Linked DNA regions of Homo sapiens: all the other regions are linked to region 2. A link is a loop called in an ENCODE intact Hi-C map of the cell type or tissue named here. Cell type or tissue: dorsolateral prefrontal cortex. All regions are shown on one strand.

The links. Peaks named below come from ENCODE experiments on the same cell type or tissue, not always from the same donor. Only the 100,000 strongest peaks of a DNase experiment are listed, where the experiment ranks them.
Region 1: it touches region 2 in a loop (4-fold over the local background); 9 of 110 quality-filtered maps call a loop at or near these places.
Region 3: it touches region 2 in a loop (3.0-fold over the local background); 20 of 110 quality-filtered maps call a loop at or near these places.

The regions. Positions count from the first base shown.
Region 1 is chr17:29,610,225-29,618,224 of GRCh38, forward strand. ANKRD13B (ankyrin repeat domain 13B) reads left to right here. Exons shown (of 15, transcript NM_152345.5): 8 at 461-542; 9 at 1,355-1,419; 10 at 1,652-1,782; 11 at 1,892-2,049; 12 at 2,178-2,330; 13 at 2,428-2,591; 14 at 2,663-2,739; 15 at 3,130-4,537. The coding sequence ends at 3,358. CORO6 (coronin 6) reads right to left here. Exons shown (of 11, transcript NM_032854.4): 6 at 7,276-7,395; 7 at 6,714-6,818; 8 at 6,478-6,623; 9 at 6,055-6,112; 10 at 5,721-5,951; 11 at 4,538-5,633. The coding sequence ends at 5,508. Among named protein-coding and RNA genes, the nearest start is that of CORO6, 8.7 kb to the right of the region's middle. RefSeq lists silencers at 3,013-3,242, 3,403-3,512, 4,841-4,910, 5,358-5,571, 5,451-5,500 and enhancers at 3,187-4,050, 4,916-5,779. In dorsolateral prefrontal cortex, CTCF peaks have their summits at 3,354 (motif pointing left), 5,494, 7,088 (motif pointing right), 7,931 (motif pointing left) and 1 weaker place; DNase peaks (open chromatin) are centred at 3,317, 5,437, 7,057 and 7,917; H3K4me3 peaks cover 5,052 bases; H3K27ac peaks cover 5,572 bases.
Region 2 is chr17:30,090,234-30,098,233 of GRCh38, forward strand. It overlaps EFCAB5 (EF-hand calcium binding domain 5), which reads left to right. Exons shown (of 23, transcript NM_198529.4): 20 at 188-441; 21 at 1,638-1,924; 22 at 2,607-2,703. Among named protein-coding and RNA genes, the nearest start is that of NSRP1, 23 kb to the right of the region's middle. In dorsolateral prefrontal cortex, CTCF peaks have their summits at 3,481 (motif pointing left), 3,684, 5,628 and 5,839; a DNase peak (open chromatin) is centred at 3,483.
Region 3 is chr17:29,575,981-29,583,980 of GRCh38, forward strand. GIT1 (GIT ArfGAP 1) reads right to left here. Exons shown (of 20, transcript NM_014030.4): 2 at 7,503-7,636; 3 at 6,945-7,057; 4 at 6,718-6,823; 5 at 5,947-6,164; 6 at 5,762-5,856; 7 at 5,358-5,400; 8 at 2,751-2,799; 9 at 2,319-2,391; 10 at 1,665-1,762; 11 at 1,156-1,267; 12 at 883-1,016; 13 at 542-694; 14 at 240-470; 15 at 98-151. It also overlaps a transcript of TP53I13 not described here. Among named protein-coding and RNA genes, the nearest start is that of GIT1, 9.7 kb to the right of the region's middle. In dorsolateral prefrontal cortex, CTCF peaks have their summits at 4,514 (motif pointing right), 7,059 and 7,310; DNase peaks (open chromatin) are centred at 2,081, 4,521, 5,662 and 7,011; H3K4me3 peaks cover 2,706 bases; H3K27ac peaks cover 6,888 bases.

The DNA of each region.
Region 1 (8,000 bases), 480 kb before region 2:
TCTGGGACCCCTATGTTGCCCACGACATGAAAGCAGGAACTAACAAATGCCATGGGTTTTGTGTGTGGCATCTCCTCTGAAAGCCTCCCCTGCTTCTGTAGTCTGGGAAGGCCTCTGTGCTACCCCCACCAGTGCATGGACCATGCTGTTATAACTCCATTTTATTGTCTCCTTATAGAGATTGTAAGTCTCAGGAGGGCAGGGATCATGTTTGGCTTGTTTACTGTATCCCTGATGCCTACCTCAATGCCTGGCACATAAAGGCTCCTCAAAAAATGTTTGTTGAATGAATAAGTGAATGAATGAATGAATGAATGACCTCATATATTCACTTACCCAAAAGCCTGAAGCAGAGTCTCTCCAGGACCCTTTGCTACAGGGAGTGTTCCCAGTGCCCTTAGGGGTAAGACACAGGGTAAGACCAGAACTGCTTATGAGCCCTTTCTTCATCTGTCCCCAGGTGTATGGGGCATCTAACGTGGAGCTCATCACCCGCACACGGACAGAACATCTTTCAGAACAGCACAAGGGCAAGGTCAAAGGTAATGAGGCAGAGCTGGATGGGGAGAGGTGTTGCAGGACTGCGGGAACCAGCTCCCACTTCAGTGCTTCCATCAGTATTCCCACTGGCATCCTAGCAAGAGGCTGGATGCTTTATTCAGGCCGATAGATTTCAATTCAGGTGCCAAGCCCTAAGGATGGGTAGTGGCTGCCTAGAGTACTAAGAAGTTTCTAAGGACTCATCTGGGTTCAGTGGAGAGCCATGCTGCAAGTGATTACTAATGTTGCTGTTGAATTTGGGAGAGGAGAGAAATGCCATGTATGCCATTTATTGGCCATTCTAGTCTAGTGGGACATATCCTAGGTAGAAAGTCAGGGGACCTTGCCACAGATTCTGTATGCCCATTGATGCCACACCTGATTCTCTGGGTACCAGATACCGTGTCCGAGGTGAAAAAGCATAATTTCTACCTCACAGGGGAACAACATGAAATCATGCCTATGGAAGTGCCTGAAGCAAACACACACACGCACATGCACACCCCACAGTGCCTGCCGGGGCAGGCGTTTTACTGTCCAGGGTCACCGAGCTGGAGAGGAGCACTTTTGGAAGTTGCTTCTGACCTCTAGGCCTTCCTTTTAGTGTTTTAAGCTGTGCTCACAGAGGCCCTGGCCCCTGGTCCTTGAAGCACTCAGTCCCCTTCAGGTGAAGGTGCCTGAGTATGTGGTTGGGTGAGCAGGCCCCACCCCAGGAACCGGCCTCCTCCCTAGGTCTTGGGTGCTGTCACCTCTGATGAGGTGCCCAGGTGTGTGTGGAGTTGCGGTGTCCTCTGAGATGCCACATTTCTTGTAGGCTGTAAGACACCTTTGCAGTCCTTCCTGGGAATCGCTGAGCAGCACGGGGGCCCCCAAAATGGGGTGAGTGTGTGCAGGGGTACCCGTAAGTGGAGGGATGTGGATGTGGCTCAGGAGGAGGCTTGGGAAGCGTCCTGCTTAGCATGGCCTATGTGGACCTCCTTTCCACAATGCCCAAGGCCATGTCAGCGCCACACTGGCAGAGGGGACAGCTTGGGGGCCTTGTGACAACAAATGAGTTGGCCTGGCATTAGGAACTGAGGGGAGCTCCTGGGCCCCTCCCCATGTGGTACAGACCCTGATCACTCAGACTCTGAGCCAAGCCAACCCCACTGCCATCACTGCAGAAGAATACTTCAACCCCAACTTTGAGCTGGGCAACCGTGATATGGGCCGCCCCATGGAACTGACCACCAAGACACAGAAGTGAGGCCCCTGCCGGTGCTGGGAAGGTGGGGGGCCGGGGCTCCAGGAGATGCTGGGAGGCCATGGCTTCCTGCAGTGTCCCTTACCCCTTGGGATCTGGTGGGGGCAGGTTCAAGGCCAAGCTGTGGCTGTGTGAGGAGCATCCCCTGTCCCTGTGTGAGCAGGTGGCCCCCATCATTGACCTCATGGCCGTCAGCAATGCGCTTTTTGCCAAGCTCCGGGACTTCATCACCCTGCGTCTGCCTCCTGGCTTCCCAGTTAAGATTGGTGAGACCGCACGGCCATTTCTCCTGAGCCCGTGGCGGGCCGACCGGGGTTTAGATGAGGTCGGGGTGGGGCTGAGGCTGAGGTGTGAGGGGCTGAGTGGTGGCGCCTAAAGGTTTCCTCATCCTCAGAAATCCCGATCTTCCACATCCTCAACGCCCGCATCACCTTCGGGAACCTCAACGGCTGCGACGAACCGGTGCCATCGGTGCGAGGCAGCCCCAGCAGCGAGACGCCTTCCCCAGGCAGCGACTCCTCCAGCGTCAGCAGCTCCAGCTCCACGAGTGAGGCCCCCCGCGAGAACGCCTGCCCCTCGGCTCTCCCCGGGGTGGGTGGGAGGGGCGCGCCCGGCCGTGCCTGACCCAGCCCCCGCGCCCCCAGCCTCCTGCCGCGGCTGCGAGATCTCCCCAGCGTTGTTCGAGGCCCCGCGCGGCTACAGCATGATGGGCGGCCAGCGGGAGGCGGCGACCCGGGACGACGACGACGACCTGCTGCAATTCGCCATCCAGCAGAGCCTGCTTGAGGCGGGCAGTGAGTATGACCAGGTGCGTCTCCGCGGGCGCGCGGGGCCACGGGACTCCGCGCCGCCACGGCTAACGCCCACGCCTCCCCGCAGGTCACCATCTGGGAGGCGCTAACCAACAGCAAGCCAGGCACCCACCCCATGTCCTACGAGGGTCGCCGACAGGACAGGTCAGTGCCCGCTGGGCCGGAGAGAATCCTCCGGAGAGGATCCTGTCTCCCCTAAGCCAGGACACAGCCGGAGAACCCGCGGGGCCCTCGGCAGGGACCCTCCTGGTATCGGGATGGCTTCTGCCACCACTCCTGCCTCCGAGGCGGCAGGCAGGGGTCAGGGATCCAGGCTTCACCGCGGAGTTCAGACTCTCCCCAGGCATTGACGGGGAGAACTTGGTAGGGTCTGGGCTCCGCCACGACCAGGTGGGGGCCAGGACGCCGCGGGACTGACCGCCTCCACTAGAGGGTGGTGGCCGCGGGCCGCCCTGGAGCCTCCACGCCGTGTCCCGGCCCCGGCCGGTGGGTGGGTGCGCCCGGGAGCCCGCGACATTCCTTCCCCACCCCCAGGAGCGCCCCGCCCACGCCGCAGCGCCAGCCTGCGCCCCCGGCGTCAGTGCCCAGCCCTCGGCCCAGCTCAGGGCCAGGTTCCGGCGGCCACGTGTTCCGGAGCTACGACGAGCAGCTGCGGCTGGCGATGGAACTGTCGGCGCAGGAGCAGGAGGAGAGGCGGCGGCGCGCGCGCCAGGAGGAGGAGGAGCTGGAGCGCATCCTGAGGCTCTCACTGACCGAGCAGTAGCGCCCCCTGCCGGGACCCTCGCCAGCGCCACGCGCGCCACGCCCAGGGCCAGGAGCCAGACAAACCCCGGCCTGCGCGCCTGCAGAGCGGCGGCTGGAGACTGGAGCCACCGCCTCGCGGGTGCAGCAGCACAGCAGGCACGGTTCGGGGAGGGATTCGGCATGGCCGCGGGGTACCTTCCCAGGCCAGGGCCCTGGAGGCAACTGGCACGGCCTGGTCCCCCTGCTTTGCTGTATTCTGATTCCCCAACCCGCTCCCCTGGGCTCAGATCTGTCCTGTCCTAGGGCGGAGCCAGGCGGTCCTGAGGGGGAGATGAATCCTTAGAGGAGCGCTGTCCCTATCCCTTGCTCCTTCTGGCCGGTCCGCATTTCTGTTCACTAACCCCACTCCAGGACACTGCCCCTGAAGCCTTTGCATCTCTGCTCTTCACTCCTGGGGGGCAGCTGAGCTCCCCGCGTGCTGTGTCACTGCTTTGTTCCAGACACAAACCAGCACGTCTAGGGCCCAGCCCCTCCCCCACCCCGGCATTTCAGCGTCAAGTGCACTTAGCGGGGTACCCGGCTCCCCCAGCCCCCACACCCGTCCTGGGTCTCAGGGTGGTTCCAGCTTCTCCTTGGGCAGCCAGAAGTTGGAGTCCCATCCCCCAAGGCACATTTTTTTTTTTTTTTTTTTGTGATCAGGGAGTGTGTCCAACGTAGCCCCCTGGCCTGTGCAAGCCCTGACTCCCTCATGGTGCCTCGGAGAGTGGGGAGCATATTGGGCTGGGGTAAGCACTAGACCCAAGTAGACTGGACACAAAGGGCTCGCCCAGGGCCCTGGCGCCACCCCCACCCCTTCCCACCAGCTGCTGCTAGCCTCTGTGGTTGTACATCCCACTTGCCCCCACACGGAGACTGACTCTAAAACCCTTCATCCAATGGTGCTAACCCCCGGCTCTCCCCTGCCCCACCTCACCCACCCAGAGAAGCACAGACCCCGCCAGGGGCAGGGGCCCACCGCACACCCTTGTCCCGGGCCTGTCTGGGACTGGCCTTCCCGGCTCAGCCAGTGAGGCTCAGAAGGGACACAAAGAGGGATGGAAGAAAAGAACAAAGAGAAACTGTTCCTCCCACCCCCTTCCCTGATGCCAGGGGCACCAGACTGATTCTGAGGCACAAATAAAAGAGGCTTCATACCGGAGGCTTTTGCTACCTAACTTTACTTGGGGGGAACGCCTACGGTGTGGGTTGGGGTCCTTCTGAACCTCAGAGTGGAGAGAGCTCTAGGGTAAGAGGCTGCCTGATGGACCCTGAGCCCAGGAGTGCATCGCCAGGTCTCCCAGGAGCCTGGGGGTAGCATTTGCAGAGGCTGGGGGTCTCGTTCCCCTCACTCCCACCCATGCAGGAGGCACAGACTGAACGCTTAGTAAAATATTTCATTCAGTACGTCTTGTTTTTCTGAGAGAGGCAACGGCAGAGGGTTGGGGGCAGTGTGTGTGTATTTGTGATGAACCTAACTCCTCATGCCAGTTCTCTCGAGATTTCTTCGCGGGGGCTGCCGCGAGGAAGCAGCCCTCGCCCCTGTCGGTGGAAAGAAGGAAGAGAGTTCTCTACCACAGACCGCTGTGGGTGTAGCCACTGGGTCCGGCTCTGCAGCAAACGGGTTGTGTATGTGTCTGCAGAACTGGGGTGACGCCCATCTGGTTTACCGCTCAGGGTGATGGAATCCAGTGAGCTGATTAGGAGAAGCGCTGTCATTTTCCCCAGCCTGGGGGTACCCATCAAATCGCCACCCGTTTGAGGTCAAGCTCAGGCTCCAATAACCCCAAGCATCACGCTAATACTAAGCACTTTCCCTGCCCTGGGCGGAGGACAAAGGGGGACACCACCTCGCCGTGCAGCACCATTGCTGAGCCCCCCAGGTTACCCCAGGCCTCCCTAGGCCAGCTCCAGCCGAGTCCCAGACGAGGCTCGCAGTCCAGCCTCCGCTGGAGCGACGTGGGTCTCCCCTAAGCTCCAAGAGTTCTGGTCTCCCGCGAGGGGCGGAGTTCCCTCCCCAGTCCCGCCCCCGGGCCCAGCCCAAGAAGGCGGGGTCCGGAGTTCGGGACTAAAAGCCGGGGCGGGGCCGAGCTTGTGCGCCCCGCCCCGCTCCGCCTGCCTGGCGCGCGGGGCTAGTCCGTGCCGTCCACCAGCTCGCACAGCATGTTCTCCAGAGCCGTGATGCGCTGCTCCTGGGCCTGCACCCGCTCGCGGAGGGCCTTGATCTCTTCCAGCAGCGTCTCCAGGGTGTGCTGCTGCTGGGGCGGAGGACAGAGAGGCCGTGTCGTATAGGGGCGGTTGGGGGAGATGTAGATTGGGCCAGAGTGCAGCAGGGCCGATCTTACCGACAAGGGGGCGTCGCTGGCCGACTGGCTGCGGCGGGGGCCGGAGGGCGGGCGCACGTCCAGGATGTTGCGCTTCGTGACCCGGAGCTCGCGGTGCTTGGGGGGCACATAGCCGTCCCTCAGCGAAATGAGCACGGGTTCGGCGTCCTGGCCGGATAGCCATTCGTCCGCTTCTAGGGCCGGCTCCGGGCCTGGCGTATCCGGGTACAGATCGTCCTGGAAGAGGTCTGACTGCGGGGGTGGGTGGACAGGAGGACTTGCGTGAGAGGGTGCGGGGCTTGCTCCGCTCCCTTCCGCCTCGTAGCCCTGCCCAACCCTTCTCCCGGCCCCTCACCTTGCGGGGCACAGTCATGATGATAGGTTCACACTTTCTTTCGTGTAGCTTGTAGAACCTATAAGGGAGCAGGGTTCAGCACCCTCGCAGACTTCCACGTCCTTAACTTCTCCTGTCTAAGACCAAGGGGGTTGGAGGCCAACACTTGCTCAGCGCCTACCATGCATATTGCACATTACACACATTATTGGTTCTGCAATAAAACACCCTGATGGTGTGTTCACCATCATCTTATAGATGAGGAAACTGAAGTTGAGAATGTAAGGCTAGTGAGCGGTGGGTCTGGCACTGAAACAGAGCTGTCTTATCCCCCCGCCCCGCTTTTCCAAAGCACTGCATTACTGGGGAAGCCCCGTGGCTAGGACCCGACATGAGTGGGGGACAGAGGCGGGTAGGTGTTCAGGAGGGGCCAAGGCTGCTGACCGGGCGATCTCACACTTGCTGACATCCAGTCCCCTTTTGGGCATGAAACCCATGCCCCGCTGCGGCTCTTTGCTGCTGAACGTGTTCAGGTAGTGCACGAAAGGCGGCTCGTCGGTAATCTCAAAGTACCGAATGCTGCTGTCGCCCTGCAAAATCAGTCGGTTCAGGGGCGCGCCCGGACAAGGCCCTCCACATCTCCATCCAGTGCCCTGTTCTCCCTGCCCGGCCGTGAGCACCTTGCCACACAGGTAGACGATGCTGGAGTCGGGATCGTAAAAGGGCAATAGGACCCCGTTGCTTGTGTCCATCTCCTGCAGTGCCACTGGCTCCTCGAAGTTGTTCTGCCCGAGCACAGGAGGCGTGACCAGCCCTGCCCCACCCTCCCGTGCTACTTCGGGACCCCCAGAAGCCCCTTTACGCTTCCTGGCCTTCCCAAACCCTATGCCCCAAACCTCTAGTGACCAGAGTTGCAGGCCCCTCCCCTGGGCACATCTCTCCTCCTCCCCTGCGCACATAGCTCCTCCTCCCCTGCACATATACCCGCTGCGCGCCGCATGCAGTCACAGCAAACCACCCCCAGGGACTCGGCATCACCAGGTGGGGGCGCCAGCGCAGGATCCTTCACGCGACGCAGCAAAACTGGGCAGAGGGGTGGGTGTGAGAATGGCAGGCGCTGCAGAGGTGGCAGCAGCCTTCAGTCCTGTCCAGGTGGGCATGCCCTGCGGGTGGGGGGCGCCTGGCCACTCTCCCGTGATGCCAGTCCCCGAGGCACACACCCCAAGCCTCCAGCTGCGTTACCGGGTCCCACAGGCCCAGCTCTCGCTGGCTCATGCGGGTGAAGCCCGTGGTGAAGATATGGCCCTGGCGCGTGAAGACGGCCCGCATGGGCCTCATCCCCTCGTGGGCCGCAAACCTCTCCTGGGGGGAGGGGGAGACAGGGAGGGACATCACCCAGCTGCCTGCCCTGAGGAGCATGGAGGGATGAGCAACCAGCTTGCTGACTTGGGTGTCCGGGGTGGAGGAGCGGATGCGGGGAAGAGACAAATGGGGCCTAAGCACTCAGCTTCCTGCGGGGCCACGTCTGGCCCCTGACCTGGAGAGCATCCGGGCCTGGAGAGAGCAGGAGGCACGCGGCTCTCAGCCGATCCCGAACCCTTAAGCGCGCTCAAAGGCCGATCCCTAGAGCAGGGGTGTCTGCTGGCTCCCCGGAGTCGCAGCGAGGCTTTTCCCGAATGGGAGCTCCCCGCTCCGCTCTGGCCTCTTGGGCGCCAGCCACAGCCCGGGAAGGCGCTCCCGGCAGACCCAGAGAAGGAGCGAGCTAGCGCGCCCGGCGCGGCCTGGCCTACCGGGTCCCAGAGCGCGAGTTGCCGCTCACTCATCCTGCTGAAGCCGGTGCTGAGCAGCTTCCCGTCTGCGGTGAAGACAGCCCGCAGCGGGCGGGCGCCCTCGTGAGGCCGGGCTTGCTCCTGCTCGCCGGGTTAGTGGGTTAGAGCGCCCCGGCGCCAGCCCCGACCGCTCTCGGC
Region 2 (8,000 bases):
ACATGAGTGAGCAAACAGACAGCCATGTGAAATCAAGGGCTAGAATGCTCCAGGCAGATGAAACAGCAAGAAGGGCTGGCATGGTGGAAGTGAGGTAGGCACAAGAGAGTAATTCAATATGTTTTGGTGGAATGATGTGAACAGACAGATGTTTAATATCCTTGTGCTTATTTGGTTTTGATTTCAGAGATTTCCTCTTTAAATGTACTGACAGTTCAGAAGTTGTTCTGGCTTCTGCCTGTGGAGAAACGCATATAGTAGTTCCACTTCGTGAGAGAACAGGAGAGGCTCTGGGAGTCCTCGATTTTAACATCGGCCAAAATAGGATGTTGTTGTGTCAAGAATATAAAGATCTACAGAAAATGATGAAAGTGGTCCAAGTGGCCTGCTATGAAATACTTGGCGAGTTCTCTGGAGAGATAAAGAAAAAATATATCTTAGGTATCGTTCATGTGGCATCAGTCTAAATTCACAGGTTTAATAGGTTTTGGGGAAATCACAGGGAGTGCAATGAAATATGCACTTTCTAAAATGAATTGTTACAACATACACATCTTTTCATATAAAAGGAATTCCCTTATGCAGTCTTGCGCTGACGAGTAATGTCTACAAATTAAAGGAAACAGCCTGGAATCACATTCTCATGGTTAGATTCCTACAGTTTTAGAGCTGGAAGGGCTCATAAAGGCAAGCTAGAACTAGCATGTATTAAATACCCCCATTATGTGCTTCAGATATTATTTCATTCAATCCTTGCCATAACCCTATGAGATGAATAGTGATACCCCACTTACAGGTGAGGAAAGTAAGCAAATTGCCCCCAGTCACACAGTTAAGAAATGGTGAGGGCTGGATTTGAACCTAGATTTGGGTGCTCTTCCCACTATGTTATACAGCATTAAGTAATCAGAACATCTCGTTTTACAGATAAAGATGCTAAAGACTGCAAAAGTAAAGTGGATTATCTAAGGTCCAATAGCAAGCTGGTGGGAGAGCCAGGATTAGACTTTAGTTTTTGTGATTCCACATCCACTAGGCTACTCTCAGCGCAATGCCAGCTGGAGAGAGGGAGGGAGGAAGAAGGCCTGGAAACCTTTGGCTTCCTAGAATGAAGTGAATAGAATTAGCAGAGTAACACTATGTGGGATTGAGCCAAAAGATTTGTAACTATGTCATAGAGTGGGATAAGAAGAAAGGAGAAATTTCATGTCTCCTAAGTGTTCACTATGTGTAACGCCTGTAACTAAGCACTTTTACATATATCATCTTCTCTAATTCTCACAGCTAACCAAGGAAGTAGGGATTAAGCCCATTTTCACAGAAGAGGAAAAGGATATTCAGAGAGACAATAGACTAATAAGGGTGACAGCGTGTGTTCAAACCAGGGTCTAACTCTAAAACCCAAGTTTTTGCCTTTTCTCAAAGCCTCTTCCTATGAGCTTCACCGGGAGTAATTTCATTGCTTTCTTTTGATTTCATGGCTAAAGAAACTGAGATTGTTTAAAACCAAAGGCTATGGTCTGCTTTTTCTTGACAAAAACATTTACTATAATATGTTCAGAATCCTATGAAAAAGTAATGTACAGCAATGTACATTAGACTGAACAGCAATGTGAGCTATCATTTTGTTATTCCAGAGATTGAAAATGTCAGGGAAGTCCAGCGGGCAGGAATTCTCTTCTTCCGAATCATGCTGCTCGAGCTACAGGAAAGCATCCAACTACTCAATTCCATGGAATTTGTGTCACTGTTGCTCTATGACCATACTCTTGTAACAGAGCCAAATTCTCCTCAAGACAGCAAATCTATGGAGTTGGAAGCCAACGTGAAACTAGTGCGTGACATCCTGAAGGCGGTTATCTTGTTCTTTCATCCAGAGTTGGAATTTTCAAGTGACTTTGGAAGTTGGGATAAGTGTAAATTTGTAAGTTTTTTTTTAAAAAGCACCTTTTAAATTGAAGAATCGCCTAAACAAATTTAACTGTACAAATCATAATTGCATAAATCATAAGGGTACAAATGCAAGAATTTTTACTGAGTGGAACACGTTCACGTAACCAGACCTAGATCAAGAAATAGAGCATTTATGGAATCCCAAAAGCTCTCCTTTGTACCCTTCCTCATCATCCCTTCACCCCACCCACCCCAAGGGTAACCATCATCTTTTTTTTGAGACGGAGTTTCACTCTTGTTGCCCAGGCTGGAGTGCGATGGCGCTATCTCGGCTCACTGCAACCTCCACCTCCTGGGTTCAAGCAATTCTCCTGCCTCAGCCTCTCGAGTAGCTGGGATTACAGGTGCCCGCCACCACGCCCAGCTAATTTTCTGTATTTTTAGTTGAAACTGGGTTTCACCATGTTAGCCAGGCTGGTCTCGAACTCCTGACCTCAGGTGGTCCTCCCACCTGGGCTTCTCAAAGTGCTGGGATTACAGGCGTGAGCCACCACACCCGGCCATGGGTAACCATCATCTTCACTTCTAACACCATTGATTGGTTTTGCCTATTTTAAAATCTATATAAATGGAATTATGTAAGCTGTTGAACTGGGCACTGTATTTCTGCTTCCTGGTGATCCCATAAATTTTCTCTTGTTGTTTGTTCACAGTATGTTAACAAATATTTAGTCAACAATATTTGTGCCTTTGATCCAACTGCCAAGCATGTGGAAGTTAATGTACAGCTTATTGATGAATATATCAGAGGTAAATTTCCACTTAATTACAGCCTAAATCTATGCCAACAGCAATAAAACACAGTTGTGATTTTTATTAGGATAAAGCAAGTGGGTCATAAATTCAGTTTTTAGGAGAAAATAGTTATAAGTCTTCTAAGAGGAGGGACACTATGTAATCTATTGCATCATTCCCCAAAGTCATTGTCTATGCCACATTTTGAGAATTCAAAAGCACATCTATCTCCCACTTATTGACTACATGTGCATTATTTATTTTTAAAAATGCAAATGGGGCTGCAATGAGAATGGAAATTTTAAGCAAAAAGGCTATCTTTAGCTTAATAAATAACCAAAGAAAATAATAGACTTTTTCAAGGAGGAGAATCACCAAGAATGGAGAGCAGCGAGGCTCTCAGGTTGGAGAAGACGATTAGCTGTTTGGCCACAGGGAATAGGCCACATATGAGAGTAAATATACAAACAGAGGCCCAAGGTCCTCCACTGACCTGTATTCTCCCACCAGAGGCCTCAGGCTGTGATGAGGAATTCATTTATAGTTTGTTTTTTTCTTTGTTATGAAAAGTAATCATAATTGGGAAAATGGCTCTGTAGAAATTGCTCACTAAATCTATCCCTTTCCTCCTCTTCCCGCTCTCCTACTATCTGTGGAGGCTCTAGACCAACGCAGAAGAGTTTCTGGATTAACGGGGAACTATCCTAGCTTATTCCTGAGAAGCCTTGACCACCAACGCTACCCACCACTTTCTGCTTTCCAATAGTGCCCTCTGGTGGAAGAAATATTAATTGCAGTTAACGGAGCCCGACTCAGCCAGAAAATAGCCCATAGGCTCCCCAATCACCACCGCCAAGCCTTTAGTGTTAACCACAGTCTCCGCAGCAATCAAGAAAGTTCGTAGGTCACCCAGATACCAACCCTCTCTCCTTCAGATGCAGTTATATCAGGAAATTCTAAGCTTCCAGCTTAGGGGAAGGGAGAGGAATTCTTCGGGGTGCCTTTCTGTTTGTGCCAGAAGGAGAGGAGTCTTCAGGCAGGGCAATCTGCTGCTGGAAGTTTACCTGGCCTAGCAGCTTTAAGTAAGGGCCCTACTCCACGAATCTACCCAGAATGAAATGTCACCAATAATACCTGTAGGTTCAGCCTGTGACAGGCAGAGACTGCTGGACTATATAGCATAGCTCCTAACCCACCACGCCTTCCAAACTATTATTTTACCAAAAGGGCAGAATTAGGACTGGTAATGTGTCCATACTTTCTTAGGGCTTCCGCTGCCAACTCTCACCCCCACTTCATCCTAGTTCAGGAAAAGAGTATTTCCTAATGTAAATGACGAGTTGATGGGTGCAGCAAACAAACATGGCACATGTATACCTATGTAACAAACCTGCATGTTGTGCACATGTGCCCTAAAACTTACAGTATAATAATAATTTTTTTAAAAAGAAAGAAAAGGGTATTTTTGGCCAGGCACAGTGACTCACACCTGTAATCCCGACACTTTGGGAGGCCAACGTGGGCAGATTGCTTGAGCCCAGAAGTTGGAGACTAGCGTGGACAACATGGCAAAATCTTGTCTCTCCAAAAAAAAAAAAAAAAAAAAAAAAAAATAACTGGGTGTGGTGGTGCACGCCTGTAATCCCAGCTACTCAGGAGGCTGAGGTGGGAGATCACTTGAGCCCAGGAGGTTGAGGCTGCTGTGAAATGTGATCATGCCACTGCACTCCAGCCTGGGCAACAGAATGAGATCCTGTCTCAAAAACAACAACAACAAAAAGGAGATACTTTTTTTATTCTGATGAAACTCTAGGCAGCTGTGTCTTGCCTTTAGATTGAGCCAGTCATCTGTGAAGTAACATTGGGTAGCTTTGTTGGGCAGGCCTGGCCTCCCAAGACTGTGCCATTGCAGGTGAGTGCTGCTGACATACTTCCCTGTGGGGGACCCTCTGACTCCAGTGAGCACTCCCAGACAGCTGTGTTTGCAGTAGTACATCAATAGCCTACTATTCTCTGTCACTTTGCCTAAGATACTCCTAGTAGTTGGTCTTTTCTACCTGGAGATTCATGACGTGACCACCCTCTCAAGGACCTATTCTCCCCACTCCACTTGGGACCTCTGCTGCCAGCCTCACCTGGTCGTTCAGGATGCCCCATAACTGCTGCATGTCTCCCTCCCAGGAATTTTAGACAGATGTTGCCTGTTTGGAAATGTTCTTAGACCCAGAGGCAAGAAGAGCTGTCCCCTATTGCAAGTATAACCAGAATCACTTTTCTGTGTAGAACCTGGGTCTCTGCCAAGTGACCATACCTCCTCCCCTAAATCCAAGTGTTTACAAGTCCACAGACATTGGTCTTGGCAGGAGTGCCCCCGGCCCTCCACTTCTCCTACAGGGGTCCCAGAGCTCCAACTCTGTCAAAGCAGCCAGAGGCTCAGTGCTGTCACCATTTATAAAGAAACCCACCAGCTTCCTCAATAAAATGACACCATGATCCTCTAAGGGTGACAATGAAGGAAGGTGCCTTCAGGGGAGGACTGCTGGACTCACAGTCCTAATTAACTTTTATCTTCAAGATTCGCCTTCCCTGGGAGATCCTTCCCTAATTGCTACTGCTGCCATCATGGTGGCTCTCATAGGTGCCACGCTCCCTGCAACTCCATTACAAAAATGGAACATGACTCATTCCTTAACTCCCCACTGCACAGCTAAGGACCTGACAGGAACCTTGGTAGAATGATTCTACCGACAATCCAGAAATAACAAGTAGGAAACAGCACTGAATCTGCAACTCTGAGGACATGCCTTTTTCTTTGAAATGGGTCAAGCCAAAATGGACAACCAGACACCAAGAACATTGTTCTGTCCTATTCATTTAAACCTTCTGTATGCTAACATTGGTTTGGATTCAATTACAGTTCTCTGCAGTCTTTTTGGACTTAGTCATCTTGAATGGGAATTGTTGGCTCCCTCTTAAGGAAAAAACTTGCCATCGCAGCTAGACTTGGGTTTAATAGAGAGCTAAGAGTGCACCATTTATTTACAAGTTGCTCACAGATTTTAGGCCATGGAGGAGGAGATATCAGTTCAGCTTGAGAACAGATTTCCTTTGTCCTGGCAAGAGCCCCTTAAAAATGCCTTTTAGTTACGAGTTATGATATTAGACAAGTACTCATACAATGCACAAGAGAAGGGTATAACACTCTGTTCTGGGTAAAGATCTCAGGCCTGGATGTTTGACCTATTTCCCATGCATGCAAACCCCCTGCTTTTCAGTTCCAAGTTATTCAGAGGAAAAAAGACAATCAAACCAGCCATTCTCTTTATGTTTCTTATCACTTCTTGTGATTTAAATTTTGAAATTTTCTAACAGTAGTTATTAAGAGGAACAACTAAATACAGTTTTACATGTATAGATAACATTACTGCTACTTTGATATCTGATTAAAGACTTTTAAAAATGAGCTTGATGAGACGTGGAGCATGGTGGCATGCACCTGTGGTCCCAGCTACTTGGGAAGCTGAGGCACAAGGATTGCTTGGGGCCAGAAGTTCAAGACTATGGTGCACAATGATGGTGCCTGTGAATAGCACTGCACTCCAGCCTGGGCAACATAGTGGATACCGTCTCTAGAAAAAAAACTTGGTTTAATAAGAACATTTTTCTATTTAATTTGACACTCATTGTTTAAAATTTTAGTGGCTGTTAAAACTGTCTTTTATCCTGAAAGCATATATATATATATATATATATATATTTTTTTTTTTTTTTTTTTTGAGATGGAGTCTTGCTCTGTCACCCAGGTTGGAATGCAGTGGCCCAATCTCAGCTCACTGCAACCTCTGACTCCCGGGTTCAAGAGATTCTCCTGCCTCAGCCTCCCCAGTAGCTGGGATTACAGGCACGTGCCACCACGCTTGGCTAATTTTTGTATTTTTAGTAGAGACGGGGTTGCACCATGTTGACCAGGCTGGTCTCGAACTCCTGACCTCAGGTGATCCACCTGCCATGGCTCCCAAAGTGCTGGGGTTACAGGCATGAGCCACCACCCCGGTCACAATTATATACATATACATATACATATACATATACATATACATATACATATACATATACATATACATATACATATATATATATTTTTTTTTTTTTGAGATGGAGTTTCGCTCTTGTTGCCCAGGCTGAAGTGCAGTGGCGCGATCTCGGCTCACCGCAACCTCTGCCTCCCAGGTTCAAGCGATTCTCCTGCCTCAGCCTCCCGAGTAGCTGGGATTACAGGCATGTGCCACCCTGCCCAGCTAATTTTGTATTTTTAGTAGAGGCAGGCTTTCTCCGTCTTGGTCAGACTGGTCTCAAACTCCTGAGCTCAGATGATCCGCCCCCTCGGCCTCCCAAAGTGCTGGGATTACAGGCGTGAGCCACTGAGCTGGCTTTAAATTTTTTATTAAAGTAATTGAAAAGGTCACATAGAACTAAAAGCCTAAAAAGAGTCACTAGCCCATATCTTCTCTTTCATACTCTTCAGTCCCCCTCGCCAGGGGCAACCATGTTTTGTTCTTTCACTGTTTCTTCTTGGCATTTGCACATCTATTTCTGTTATGCACATATTGCTGTCTTTTGATTCATCAATTTTAAACCTTATCAGTCAATTTCCTCTGATTATAAATGAAGATTTTGTTCTGTTATACCACCATTCTCTTACCCCATCCTCCCAATGTAGTTATATTTATAATTTGGGGTTAAAGATGCAATGTTTACATGATTTTGCCTATGCAAATATTATACACAGCTGAGGATTGTAGCATATTTTGATTCCTCATTTTTTTTGTTTTTCCTGAAGTAAATAATTGTCTTTTATTTTTAAACTTTCTTAGTTTTATTTGTACTTCTTGATAATTCCCACCCCTTCCATTTGTCTCTCCCATAAGACAGTTCTATCAGGTAATTTATTAGTTCTAATTTATTTTCTTTTCCCAAAGCCATCTCTTCTAGAGATCTCAGTTCCTCTGTTTTTGTTTTGTTTTGTGTTTTGAGACAGGGCCCCCCTCTATCACTCAGGCTGGAGTGCAGTGCCACAATCACAGCTCACTGCAGCCTCGACCTCCCTGGCTCAAGCAATCCTCTGGGCTCAGGTTTCCAAGTAGCTGGGACTATAGGCACGTGCCACCACACCCAACTAATTTTTTTATTTTTTGTAGAGGTGGGGGTCTCACTATATTACCAGGCTAGTCTTGAACTCCTGACCTCAAGGGATTCTCCCACCTCAGCCTCCCAAAGTGCTGGGATTACAGACGTGAGCCACCATACCCAGG
Region 3 (8,000 bases), 510 kb before region 2:
GTCTAATCATCTTAAGCCCCGAATTCAGCACAGAGCCCAGAACCCCCTGGGGCTCAGAACCTACTGGCTAAGATGGACACGCCTTCCCCAGGCTTACCCGGTAAAGGCCAGCAGGGACGTGCACTGAATAGATGGCGTCGTCCTCTAGCTCCTGGGGATGTTAGCACAGCGAGCGTCATGGTGGACCCTGCGGCAGCCCCACCCATCTCCCCACACCTTGAGACCCATAGGTGACTCACAGTGCTGTGGAAAGGCTGCAGCCGCGTAGTGAGCTCGTCCCCAGGGGGGCCCCCAAAGGGCTTCAGGGCAGAGCCAGGTTCATACATGGAAAAGGCCTGGCGATCCCTGCGGTGTGTGCTCCCGCCTGGCGCCATGGGTGTGTGTTCCGCCCGTTCACTGGGGAGTGGAGGTGTGGGCACCGGCCCTGGAGGCTGCCGGAGCTGCAGGTTCTCCGCCTGCAGCTTGTGGATCTATGGGTGCAAAGTGCTGTCAACCCCCTGGAGTCCTGGGGCTCCCCCTCCCACCGAGGCTGCACCCTCACCTCTCGCTGCAGCCTCCGGAGCTCGTCGCTCAGGCTACTGTTGACCTTCATGAGCTGCTGCACCTTTGCCTCCGATGTAGCCAGGGCCTTCTTCAGCTCCAGGTACTCCTGCAGCGTCACAGCCCCGTCAGACAAGTCCGAGGAGTCCATGCTCTGCAGAGAGAGACCTAAGCTGGTCAGCACCTGGGGGCAGGGAGGCCAACACCCGCAGGGGGCAGTTATTGAGGCTAGGAGCAGCCCACCTGTCCCTCAGGCCCCTGGGCTACAAGAGGACAGAGCTGGGCCTCAGCGAAGGCCTGGGTCAGGGCACAGGGGAGTGGGAAGGAGGGTGGGACTCAGACCCGGGCCCGGTTGCTCCGAGTGGCGCCGGTGCTGCGCAGGGGCTCCTGGTCTGTGTCCTCGTCAGAGGCCACGCTGTCGTAGTCGTGTTGGTCGTCGAGGTCACTCTGGCTCCGCAGAGACAGCTCGAGGTTGTCTGAGGACACAGGAGTGTCACTCAGGCCACACTCCACCACACAACCCATCTCTCAGGTCACCACTGGCAGGGAGAGCCATGCAGGAAAGACCCCTGGAGCCCCGCCTGCTTCCCACACCCTCCCACACAACCCTCCCACCTGTGGGGCTGCTCAGGCTCTTGCCCTGCTGTCTCCGCTTGGCCTCACTGAGAATGTCGATGATCAAGGTGGCAAACTCTCGGGCATTAAAGCGGGCCAGCTTTTGTCGCCCCTGCAAGGCAGAAAGGGCCAGGCTGGCTTCAGGGGACCCCTTATGACTGACGCAGGACGGCAGGGACCAAGTAGCAAGGCATGGCTCTGCCATTTAATTTAACCCCAGCTAAAGCGTCCCAGCCTAGCTTCACCTGGCTAGTCAGCAGCCAAGGCCACCCGTGGCAGGGTATGATAGAGTAGGGTGCCTGAGCAGAGGCCGGAACACCCACCGGAGCTGCTCCCCAAGTGCTCAAAACAACAGCCTCCTGACCTTCCCAAATCCCAGTGCCAGCTGTGCCCTGAGGGAGGCCCTGGCAAATGCTGGAGAGCTGGCTCAGGCCCCAGCCCACTGCCGGATGAGGAGGGACCGCGGGGATGAAGTAGACCACCCCAGGCCCCCAATCCAGCCCCCTCACCTGATTCCGCGTGGCTGAGTATTCCGGGTTAACAGGCAGGAAGGGCACGGCACTGCGCTCTGTCACCAGAGTGCTGTGGTTTTGGGTAGCCAGCCACACTGTAGGGGACGGACAGGAGCAGATCAGCCACGGTGGCCAGGCCCCCAAGGTGGGGGTGGGGAAGCACTGAGCCCAGCCTTCCTAGCTGCCCCCACGCCTACTGAGCACTGGTGTTCAGAACAGGGGTGGTCTTTGGGCACGCAGAGCTAGGCCGGGCCAGGGCAAGGCTGGGCGTGGCCGGCTGGGGACAGACAAATGGAACAAGGCCAGTGCCACTCATCCAAACCCAGAGTTTGGGCTGGAATCCGGCTGTGGCCAGGAAGGAGTGATGCAGGGGGGTGGAGCGGTACCAGGGAGACAGCCAAAGTGGGAGGCTGCCAGAGCAAGAGGAGCCCCAGTCTGAGGCTGGGGGAGGAGCACGCTAGCCGCCTCCCCCTCAGCACTCTACCCAGCCTGGGATGCTGCCCAGGCAGGCTCACAGCCAGCAGGGGCTCATCTGCAGGCCTCTGAGCAGCCCCAACCCCAGGCACCCCTTCTTAGCCCAGTAAAGGACCAGAGACCCATGCCTGGGCCGCTCGGGTCCTCCACGCCAGACACTCCTGCTCCCTGACTCACCTGCATCATTTTCTCTTCGATCCACCTCGTCATACACGTCCATGGCGAGTTCCTCAAAAAGCCGGTTGCTGAGCTGGAGGAAGAGAGGGGCCCAGATGTTGTCAGATGCATCGGCTCCCAGTGCCAAGGCCAGCTCCCCAGCATGTTGTGAGCCTTGGGGAACCGGTGGCCTTCCTTGTGCTGCCCAGCCCCTACAGTCTCAGAATGGGAAAGTGGAAAGGGATCATGTTCCAAACTCCAAGGTGGGAGAGAAGGGACCAGTCCATCCCCTTGTAGGGAGGTCAGGGAGAGGGGACTGCTGAGGCCAGTGAGGGGACAGGTCAAAGACTTGGAAAAGGTCATCGAGTCAGAGGCAGAGGAAGCAAGAGCAGAGGGTGGGGGATCAGAGAGGGGCCAGCTTCAAGTGTCAGGGCACTGTTGGAGCAGACTTACCGCCTGCAGCTTCTTCTTAGCAGCTTTGGCCAATTCGGATAAGTCAAGGCTGAGGGCAGAGGGAGATGGGAATTGGGAGGAGAGGAGAGACCTGAGAGGTGGCCAGGCCCATGCCAGCAACCTCCCCAACATGCAGGGATCCCGGGGAGATGGCACCCCAGATGCTGCACACCAAATGCCTCCCCGCCCTACCCCACCTTCAGGCCTGCTGCCCCGGCAGGCACCATATACCTCTGAGACATGCACTTTTGCCGAGATCTAAGTCCAGAGGAAGGCAGCAGAGGGAAGAACAGGACAGAGGCGGCAGTTACCCAGGAGCAGGGCAGCACACGCCTTTTCACATCAGGCCCAGACCCATCTCCACGCACACCCGGCCCAGAAGGGACAAAGCTGAATTCATCTCACCGCGTCCCCCACCCCTCCTCCTCTGGCTTGCTCTTCCTCTCAGTGACCTGTTTGTCCACCACCAGTGTCAGCCACCTGGCAGTCACCTGAAGCCTCCCTCACCCTCCAGTCCTAGTGAAGCTCCCCAGGTTCCTCAATCACCTGTTGCCTGGGCTTTGTAAGTTTCTTAATCTCCCTCCTTCTAGTTTTGTCCCTACAATCCTGTTCCACCCAGCAGCCAGGGTGATTTTTTGGATACACCTGGCTGCACTACCCCTTGCCTTAAGGCACTGCAGTGATAACAGGTGCATATGGCACACTCCAAACATACTTCATCAGAATACCCTAGGGACGGGCACAGTGGCTCACACCTGTAATCCTAGCACTTTGGGAGGCCAAGGTGGGAGGTTCGCTTGAGGCCAGGAGGTGGAGACCAGCCTGGGCAACACAGAGATACAAAAGCAATTTAAAAATTAGCTGAGCACGGTGGCATGTGCCTGTAGTCCCAGCTACTCAAGAGGCTATGGTAGGAGGATCGTTTGAGGCTGTGGTAAGCTATGATCAAGCCACCGCACTCCAGCCTGGGCAACAGAGCGAGACCCCAACTCTTAAAAAAAAAAAAAGGCTAAACATTTTGCATACATTCTTATCTAATCCTCTCCTCCCTGAAAAATAGATGCTGTCATCTCCATTTCCAGGAGAGATAACCAAGGCTCAGAGAGGTCAAGCAGCCTGCAAGTCACACAGCCAGTAAGCAGCAGAGATGACTTCACACTTCTGTGCCTGGAACTCTCCGCTCTCGGGATGGTCACTGCTCCTGCTGATGCTCTCGGGGCTGCTCATTCTCCAGCTCGTCTCTATCCCAGTCTTGCTTGTAGGGTTCCCTGCCTCCCATGCTGTGCTCCAGCCCGGGGGCTGCCTCCATTCCCATGCAGCATTTCTACCCTCCATGCCTCTGCCTCTCTTGCTGCACTCCCCCATGAGGACTAGAATCACCTGGCTAGGCTGCCTCCCCAGCTAGATTGTGAGCTCCTTAAGGGCAGGGATTGTGTCTCAGCTGCCTCTGTGCTCCCAGTGCCAAGAGCAGTAGCTGGCTCCGGGAAGGTGCTCAGTTAATGTGCTGTTGAATGGAGCCCATATTTGGGTGTATTTACCATACACATGCACGCATGCACACACAACCCAGGTAGAATCAGACCATAGAAGTAGGAGCCTTGGGGTCTGGAAGAGGTCTGGGTTTAGGATCTGAGTCGCCCAGGCCTGGTTATGCCCATCTGCCCACACAGGCCCTTGGGGAGGAGAGCACCTCCTCTCTCCAGATCCAGGCCAGCAGGCACAGCCTGGCATGAGGACATGGCCATCAGAGGTGGCCACCAGGTGGCACCAGCATCCATCTTATGTGCTGGGTGAGTGGCAGGGGGTGTCCCACACTGCCTCTCAGACGGAAGCAGAAACACCTCATTCAACCAGCCTCAGCGCACGTGCCTAATTCTGAGCACGCTAGAGGCCTAGCCAGCAGTCACAAAGTTAGTCACATCCCTGAAGCCCACCCATCTTTTCAGCGAAGAGCAGAGGCTTCTCTAAAGACAGTGGGGTCGGTGCCACTGGGACAGAACCCAGTGGCCCACCCTCCCAGCCGGAGGTAGCTTCTGTTTCTTTTTCTTTTTTTTTTTTTTGAGACGGAGTTTGGAGTTTTGCTCTTGTTGCTCAGGCTGGAGTGCAATGGCGTGCTCTCGGCTCACCGCAACCTCTACCTCCTGTGTTCAAGCGATTCTCCTGTCTCAGCCTCCCGAGTAGCTGAGATACAGGCATGCGCCACCACGCCTGGCTAATTTTGTATTTTTGGTAGAGACGGGGTTTCTCCATGTTGGCCAGGCTAGTCTTGAACTCCCGACCTCAGGTGATCCGCCCGCCTCGGCCTCCCAAAGTGCTGGGATTACAGGCGTGAGCCACCGCGCCCGGCCCACAGGTAGCTTCTCACACCCAAGCCCTCCATGTACTTGACAGTCACGGGGCTCAGGCTATGCGGGCCACATATGGAGCTGACATTTTTTACCTGCCTTGGGGCCCAGCATTAGGGACTGAGGACTAAGCTGTGCCTCTAGTCTCTGGGGGGAGGGAGCAGGGTCCTAGGCCTCTGAAACCTGGGCTGGGAGCTCTGGGGGTCAGCCACCCACATGGCATCCAACAGCCTCTGGAAAGGGGCATCAGGTGGGCACTCACCTGTCAGCCATCTGTGGGATGATGTAATGCCCATTCTTGTGATCTGAACAAAAATAAAAATGCCAAGTCACTCACTAGTGCTGGGTGGCCTCAGCAGCTGGGAGCCCACCTCACTGCCATGAGCAGGGCTGGCACCCAGAAGTGTCAGGGGAAAGTGGGGAGGGCAGGCCACCCCCAAGAATGCTGGGAGCTCGTGGGAGGATGCAGGATGCCCACCCCCACTCCCTAGCCCCAGCGATGCTATGGCCCAGAGCCTGCAGTAATTTCACAGGAGCCAGTTGCCTAGCAACATTGCTCCCCAGCCGCTCTGTCACCATGGCACCTGCTGCCGGGTGCGTCCAGGTCCCACCTGCCCAGCCCCAGCCAGGCCTGTCACAGCCAGGCGCCCCCCAAGCTCTGCTCACCCGGCTTGCGTCCACAGAGGTAGAAGGCCAGCCGGTCAGTGAGCTCATATTGGCACTCAACCAGCCTTTCCGCCAGCTCATGGTGCCCCGCCTGCCTGTGAGGAGGGGGTATGGCTCAGACCTGCAGCAGCAGCCCTCACCCACACCCCCACCCACCCACACTGCACCCTTCAGCCGACCCTCACCTGGCATAGTCAATGGGTGTGCGGCCATTAACATCAGGGGAGCCAGGGTCAGCCCCATACACTACAAGCAGCTCGGCCTGCAGTGTCTGTCCTGCCTTGGCAGCCACGTGCAGAGGTGTGGTGCCCTTCTCTGGGTGGAAGAAGTTGGCCTGGGCACCCAGGGAGAGCAGGCGCAGACATGTCTCCAGGTTGCCTGTCCGCACGCTCGAGTGTAGTTGCTAAGAGGAGCAGAGTGTGCAGTGAATACGCATGTGCGTGAGGCGCACCTCCCCACCCACAAGCTGCACCCTGGCTGCCCCTGGGACACCTAGCAGCTCCAAGGAGGCCTGCCCAAACCAGACTATGTCGGGAGGACAGAGGCTTCCCGCTAGGGGTTAATGCCAATTAATAAACGCTGCCGTCAGTCACCATCTACCACGTGTGCTGTGTGCCCTGCTTAGATACTATTTATGAAGTAGATGCTGTTATTTCTTTCCCATTTTACAGATGAGTAAACTGAGGCTATGAGTGGCTAAGCAACTACCCCCAGGTTTTCCCAGCTTCTGAGTGGCAGCTGTGGGCTTCTAGCCTTGTGTGTCTACTTGGTTGCTGGGGAGCCTCAGCCACACACGGCCTGACCCAACAATCTGCTCTCTCCACCCTGTCTACTGTTACCCTGACCTGGCTGCCTTTGGGGCCCAGGGCTCAGTGGGGACAAAGGAGAGGCCTTCAGAGAGTCGTGGATGGGAAGAAGAGGAGGGGGCCACCCATCTGTTGTAGGGCCCCTCAAACCTTGCTGAGGTCTTTGGCGGTGACTCCATCATCGTCCCGGCAGGGAAGCTTGTGCACAAATGCCAGCATCTGGTACTTGGCCCTGATGAACTCTGACTTGATGGGGCTGCATGGGGCACACAGGAGGAATGGGGAGCATGGTGGGAGAGGGTGGTCACCTTGCCACCTCCCAGGGCCCTGTCCCGGACTGCGCAGTCTCTGCCCACCACCCCTCCAGCCCCACTCACTGGACTTTGTCTTGGGGGTTGGCTTTACGCCGGCCGCTCTGCACTTGTGCGGGGTCCAGCAGGGAGTGCTCCCAGATGGAGTTGGCCCCGTTGCTGGCAAGCGTGTGCACCATCTGCAGGGAAGAGATGCCAAGTGAGAGAGTGCCCACTGCGTGCTAAGCAATGGGGGAAACACTTCCTGAGCGCCTGCTGTGGCTGGCGTAGCTGGAAACGGTACCAAGGGGGCCTACTGTGTGCCCGCACCACCACACCTCCATCTAGTCCAGCTGCCCAAAGACACAGATCCCATGAGTGTGCCAAGGCTCAGAGAGGTGAAGCAACTTGCTCAATGCTACACGACCACGTTGATAAGTGGCAGAGCAGGGGTGTGAGCTACTCTTCTGCATGAAGTGAGTAGATGGGAGGAAAGGGTCAGGATTAGCCTCTGCCCTAGGGGGGTGCTGCCCCTTGGAAGCTGCAGATTCCAGATGGGGGTGTATGTGGGTGAGGGGGAAACGCCCTCATGCTCAGCACACTCTGCCTGAGGGGAAGGAAGAACCACCCGACTGAGCCCTGTACCTGCAGCAGCGTGGGAGGCCAGGCGCTGTGGCGAAGGTGCTTGACAATGGAGATGTGGCGTCCCAGGCTCCGGTGCACGCTGCAGCACTCGTCACACACCAGCACACCCCTGCTGATGGATGCCCAGCCAGGGTCTGCCAGGGTGAGGGCAAGGGTCAGCCGGAGCCAGATGATGGGCCAGACCTCCTGAGCACCTGCTCTGGCCCGTGCCAAGCCTAGTACTCTCCACACATTCACTCACTCAGTCTCCAACAGCCTAGGAGCTGGGACCATCACTACGGCCAGGTTACCAGTGAGGGATCTCCCCAAGAGCTCACAGCTGGGGGCTGACAGAGCCATGCCCTTTCCTACATCCTTACCCCTCTGGGATATGCAGTCCCCAGGGCCCATTCAGCAGGCACAGTTTCCTGCCCTGCAGCCACTGCTACCAGTCTCTCAGCCTTTTCCCAGGAAACGAGGTCTCTGCCCCAGCCCGTCCCGAAGGGAGGAAGGGATCCC